Linked DNA regions of Homo sapiens: region 1 is linked to region 2. Evidence: read pairs that join two places in POLR2A ChIA-PET (ENCODE). Cell type or tissue: K562. All regions are shown on one strand. Links, peaks and the distances in the headings refer to the core of each region. The heading gives the core; the rest is flanking DNA.

Evidence for each region. Peaks named below come from ENCODE experiments on the same cell type or tissue, not always from the same donor. Only the 100,000 strongest peaks of a DNase experiment are listed, where the experiment ranks them.
Region 1: POLR2A ChIA-PET joins it to region 2 with 6 read pairs; 1 of 35 experiments calls an interaction of 5 or more read pairs at or near these places.

What each region holds. Positions count from the first base shown.
Region 1 is chr1:25,781,425-25,784,322 of GRCh38, forward strand. MAN1C1 (mannosidase alpha class 1C member 1) reads left to right here. Exons shown (of 12, transcript NM_020379.4): 11 at 1,161-1,276; 12 at 2,239-2,898. The coding sequence ends at 2,365. Among named protein-coding and RNA genes, the nearest start is that of SELENON, 17 kb to the right of the region's middle. RefSeq lists an enhancer at 2,298-2,898. In K562, for the core only: no CTCF peak of the experiment used is centred there; a DNase peak (open chromatin) is centred at 1,537.
Region 2 is chr1:26,157,768-26,160,665 of GRCh38, forward strand. It overlaps FAM110D (family with sequence similarity 110 member D), which reads left to right and starts at 1,312. Exons shown (of 2, transcript NM_024869.3): 1 at 1,312-1,359. In K562, for the core only: no CTCF peak of the experiment used is centred there; no DNase peak of the experiment used is centred there.

The DNA.
Region 1 (2,898 bases), core at 118-2,617, 380 kb before region 2:
GCACCACGCGGCCACCGCTGTCCCAACAGACGCTTTCCTGATCTCGAAGCTGGGCAGCTCACCTCCACCTCCCTCCTCTTCCCACAGGCAGCCCAGCCTGAGGGACCCCCCCACCCTAGTCTCTACTGGCCCTTGAGGCCTACCCTGCCCTCAGCCTCCGGCCCCACACCTAGGTGGAAATTTAATGGCTGTCTTGGGGGAGGTGTCAAAGGCAGGTGTGGGGATTCCAGCAGGTTCCCTGGTGGATGCTGAGCCTTCTCTGCCCCTATCTCCCCCACCACCCCCGTGCCCATTCCGAGCATTGCACTCAGACGGGGTCCAGGGCATGCTCAGGTTTACTGGCCCTGTTAAGTCCACCTGCTTCCCCAGGACCATTGTTCTTGGCCTTCAAAGGCCAAGCGTCTTGTGCTCCTATGCCCAGTCCATAGACCCCCTCCGTGGGTAGAAATTGTATTTATCAGCCTATAGGCAACACGGCAAAACCCCATCTATACAGAAAAATACAAAAATTATCCAGGCATGGTGACGCACGCCTATAGTCCCAGCTGCTTGAGGGGCTGAGGCAAGAGGATTGCTCGAACTGCAGAGGTTGAAGCTGCAGAGTGAGCTCTGATCGCCCCACTGCCCTCCAGCCTGGGCGACAAAATGAGACCTTGTCTCAAGAAAAAAAAATGCATTTATATAGAAAGATGAATGGCTTGGCTCACTTGCCTCCAGCCCAGGGGCCATCTCTCCTGAGAATCCCTGGAGTACCAAGTCCGTCCCCAAATCCCAGCCCATGGCCATCACCCGTGGCTTCTCTTCACCTCTGCCTACCACTGTGGGTGAATCTGTAAGACCAGCCTAGTCCCCTGAAACACAAAGAGAAGCTTCCTCTAAGTTCAAACCAGGTGAAGAGCTCAGGACAGGCAGCCCATCGGGCCAGAGCTCTCAGAGGTGTGGGTGGAAGGAGTGTGGCCCCTCCAGCCTGGGGACAGGTGGCTAAACCCCGAAAGAATAATTTGACCTTCTGTTCCCACAAATGCCAGGAGTCCCCAGCCAAGGGGTGGGGGTGCTGTCTGCTTTCTTCTAGCTCCAGCCTGCCAGGCATGCACAAGTCTTGAGGGGCCTTTCCTGTCCCGTGTTAAGGCTGTTTTCCTCCTCCTCTTCCCCTTCCTCAGGCCTTGGAGAAATACTGTCGGACAGAAGCCGGTTTCTCTGGGATCCAAGACGTGTACAGTAGCACCCCCAACCACGACAACAAGCAGCAGAGCTTCTTTCTAGCGGAGACACTAAAGTGAGCAGTGTGGGCTCTTCCTAGGGATGGACAGGTGGGAGGTTGAGGGTAGGGGTCCGCAGTCCCTCCCCTCCACAGTCAGGTTCTGTGGTCACAGGACGGGAGCCCAAAAGGGGTGAAGGGCTTGGGATCCAGAGGGCTGCACCCCAGGTGTGAGCCTTGGGCCAGGCCGCTTTCTCGGAGAGTGAGACTGGGCTAGAATCCAAGTTCCCTAGGGACGCACCGTGTGATACCGCAGGTTCCTTCAGTTTCTCGCTTATCTCCCCAGGTTGCTTCCGTTCTGGGAACCGCGTCCTCGTGTGTAAAATGGGATAGGGTTAACGATGATGATGTCAGTGCTGGTTGCTGGCATTGACTTTCCCTCCTGTGGCCTCTGCAGTGTGGCTGCTGTGCCCTCCTCGATTTCATGCCATGGAAGTTGGCCATCCCACTTCCTCACTGTTCCCCAAAGCAAGCCCCTTGTGCTTTAACCCTTTAGGGTGGGTCAGAATGATCAGTTCCTTCCAGTGAGGAAAAAACCCACAACCTGGAAGCTGGAGTTCTAGAGTCACAACCCCATGTTCTTCTCAGTGCCCCAATGTGTACTCTGAATATAGAGTCTTAGTGGGCAGCAGCGGGGCACGTGAGAGTCAACTGGACTGCAGCAGCCCTCAGGCACCCCTGCAGAGAATCTGGACCATAAGGGCTCACATACAGGGCCGGGCAGGTGAAGCTGGCTGATGGCAGAGCCAGGGTAAACTAAGTCCTTCTGACCCCAAAGCTCAAGGCTTTTCTCTGCAGCCACAGCCTCCTTCCCCAGGACTAGCACCCCCACCCTGCTGCCCACAGTTTTGGGGTTGCAAGGCTCCAGACCTTGACCATAGGCCTATCACAAAGGCCCTGAGACTTGTTCCCAGGCCCACCCTTCTTCCCCAGGCCACTGACAGACTGTGTCTTGCTTCCCTGCCCTGCGTGGGGCACAGGTATCTCTATCTTCTGTTCTCTGAAGATGACTTGCTCTCCCTGGAAGACTGGGTGTTCAACACCGAGGCCCACCCACTCCCGGTGAACCACTCAGACAGCTCCGGCAGAGCCTGGGGCAGACACTGACCCCATCTCCTGCCGCCGCCCTGGGGCCGCCGCAGGGATGCCTTGCCTTTTCAGGATTTGAGACTGTTCTCAAAGGGATTGGGAACGAAGGCCCCATCTCGGGCAGACCCCCAGCAGATGTGTCGGACAAGCAACTTCTTTTCCTCTGTGAGGAGACAAGACTTGGAGACTCAGCGATGTCAGGCCAGGGCCATGGCCACACTGGCCCACACATTCCTTTCTACAGAGAATTTCTATGAAGCCCACTCACTTGCCATTCCAGGGCCAAAGGACCGGAGGTTTGCATATCCGCCCCTTGTATTTGATTTGCTTCCTTTTGGTTTCTTGGTTTTTGTTTTTGCTTGATTTTGTCTTTTCTCTACAGTTTAGTTTTGTCACAATTACACATATAGTTTTCAAAATCATGCACTTTCTAAAATGGTGTCATCCTGAAAAACAAAACCCAGTGTTTGCACACACACAAAATCTTGACCCCGTTATCTATATTTTAAATGCTTTTTGCCCAACACTGACCCTATGTTCAACTTTGTGTC
Region 2 (2,898 bases), core at 150-2,649:
AAAAATAATAAAACCTCCCCCAAAGATTGTCATGGGGATTATGACAAAGCAGCTAATGGCATTTTGAAAAGTGCTGTAGCAACAAAATATGGAACTATCACCAACAAAATCCCCCCTTTAGGTAATAAAAACCTTTTACCGGGAGATGGGCCTTGGGTTTTCAGACCCACTACTGACTTGACAGGCAGAGGATGCAGTTCCAAATGTGGATTTGGAGCTGGGCTTTGGGCATCTCTCTCCCCCCTCAGCTCCTGTTTCCTTACTCATTAAGTGGGGGGTCATTCCTGCTGGACGCCTGTCTAGGGTCCTTGTTTGGGGGCGGTCAAAGGAGATCAGAGAGCACAGACGGGAATGTGCTTTGCAAACATGAAAGAGGGCTAGAAAGGAGGAGGAGGGACTTGGGGAAGGTGGCCAGCCAAGGGGGGAAAGGAACCTTTGGCCTGAGCACTGGTCTTAGTCTGGGCTGGAGAGTTTAGTTTGCCTGCTGGGGAGAGGGGAGGTGTCTCCTATGAGGTAGGGTTTCACCTTGAGACATAAGGTGTCAGAGAAGAAACTCTGATGGAAGAAGCTCTAAGAGGCTCCAAGTGTGGGCAGAGAAGGAAGCGGGCCAAAGGACCTGGGCTTGGCCCTGGAATCAGCCCCTCATCACTGTCTTCCCAGGCAATCCCATCTGCCATGAAAGGACCTTGGCAGAGGCAGCTCCAGTGGGCTCCAGGGTCACCTTCATGACAAGACTTGCCGCCACAGGCTCACCTGCACATCTATAGCACCAATGCCCCCACCCTTAGGCTGCAGATTCCTGGTCTCGCCCCCAGGGAAAGCAGGCTTGACACCACCCAGCACCCAGACCAAGACAGGTCTCAGCCTGCTACAGAGGGAAAAAAGCAAGTTGACTAGAACCCTGTTCTGCCTTCCCATTCAGACTGTCAGAGCATCTGCCACAGCCCAGGGAGGGGGCTGATCCCACATACGGAGCCCCCACCCCAGGCCTTTGGAGGAAGCCTGGGGATCAGGAGGCCTTGTTTGGAGTCCTGGCTCTGCCCAAGCTCACAGTGCTTCCACAGCCAATCACCTAACCGGGCTGGGACTGTTTGACCATCTGTAAAATAAAAGGAGCTGGACTTGGTTCACAGGTCTCCACAGCGCAGGACTGTGATCAGGAAAGAGTTAATGGAGGCCAGGATCTGCCTCAGGAAGGCGAGGGTTAATTTGGGGGGCGGGGGGTGGAGGCTTTCTCTGCTTTTCCTGTGGAGAGTGAGGTTTGGCTGCCACCAAAGTTACTTCTAGTCCTTGCTGTCCACTCCTGCCCTCAGTCTGGACCTGCCCAAGGACCCCTGCAATTAGGCCTCCCATGCAGAGGTGAGTGTACCCTGAGCCCAGGGCTGGGGTAAGAAGGAACCCAGGGGCCTGAGGGCAGGGAGACTGGTGCCAAACTAGTGAGCCTAAAAGATGGCCCATGCCCAGAGCAGAAGCCTTGGGCAGAGTTGAGACCACAAGTTTCAGGACTGGGAGAAGGCAGGCAAAGGAATGGAGGGCCCGAGGCTGCCTGCCAGGCTTCTAGGGCGGGATGTCTGAGGTCCGGCCTCCAGGCTAGCCCAGAAGGCAGGGAAGAGGCTGTGGATGACAGACTATTTTGGTCCTTGTGATTAGGAACTTTTTATAGTCTCCCTGCTCAGGGCTGGGGAGAAGAGGAGAGGACAGAGGGCACCCATGGGGTCAGACAAGCAGTGCCTTCCTGGGACCTTGGAATCTGACCCACTGCCAAGGAGACTCCCTGGGAGACAGGGAGGGGGACACTGCCAGACTCTCCTTGGTTCCCAGGCCTCAACTACCTATGAGCAGACTGACTACACACTAGATGCTGGGTGCAGGGGTGGGCTGGACCTGGCAGGGTCTCTGCCCCAAGGCCTCTCACAGACTCCTTCCCCACTTCCCTGGCTAATTCTGTTCCTTTGTTGTCCCCAGATCCAAGGTCCCTCAGCCTCCAGGACTCAGGGGGAGTAGGGGAAGATAGGGGTGGGGTCGGGTGTGCAGGGCCATGTGGGTGGCCCATTCTGTTACTGCCAAGAGAACTGTCAGCTCTTGATTTACAACCCCTCCTCGCTCCTTGCCCCAGCAGAAGGGAGGTGGAAAAGGGTCATGAGGTCTTAGGATAAAAAAGGGACAAGGACCCTGGGGGCAAATTTCTGGGAGTGGGAGCGCAGGTTATTAGGAAGAATTAGTGGAAGGAACTTTTTAGTGAGGCAAGGGGCCCATTTCTAACGGAAATTGCTTGGTTTTATAGCAGCGGGAATACACGCAAAATATCAGTGAGTTCTTTTTTTTTTTCTTTTTTTTTTTTTGAGACGGAGTCTCGCTCTGTTGCCCAGGCTGGAGTGCAGTGGTGCGCGATCTCGGCTCACTGCAACCTCCGCCTCCCAGCTTCAAGCGATTCTCCTGCCTCAGCTTCCCAAGTAGCTGGGATTACAGGTGTGCGCCACCCCGCCTGGCTAATTTTTGTATTTTCAGTAGAGATGGGGTTTTGCCATGTTGGCCAGGCTGGTCTGGAACTCCTCACCTAAGGTAATTCACCCACCTCGGCCTCCCAAAGTGCTGGGATTACAGGCATGAGCCATCGCGCCTGGCCTCAGTGGGAAGTTCTGATAGGCAAGTGAGAGATCCAATCTGAACTGCAAGGCAAGAAACCTGGGTGACAAAGCAAGACTCCGTCTAAAGAAAAAAAAAAAAGAAACCTGGGTTCCAGTCCTGGCTCCTAACTCTCAATAGGACCTGAGCAAGCCCCCCTCCTCTCCAAGCCAGTTTCCTCTTCATGAAATGGAAATGCAAAGGTTAAACAAGGTGATGTTTACAGTTTGGCATTCTGCGATCCCCTTGGCAGGGGCAGAGTAGCTGGCAGTA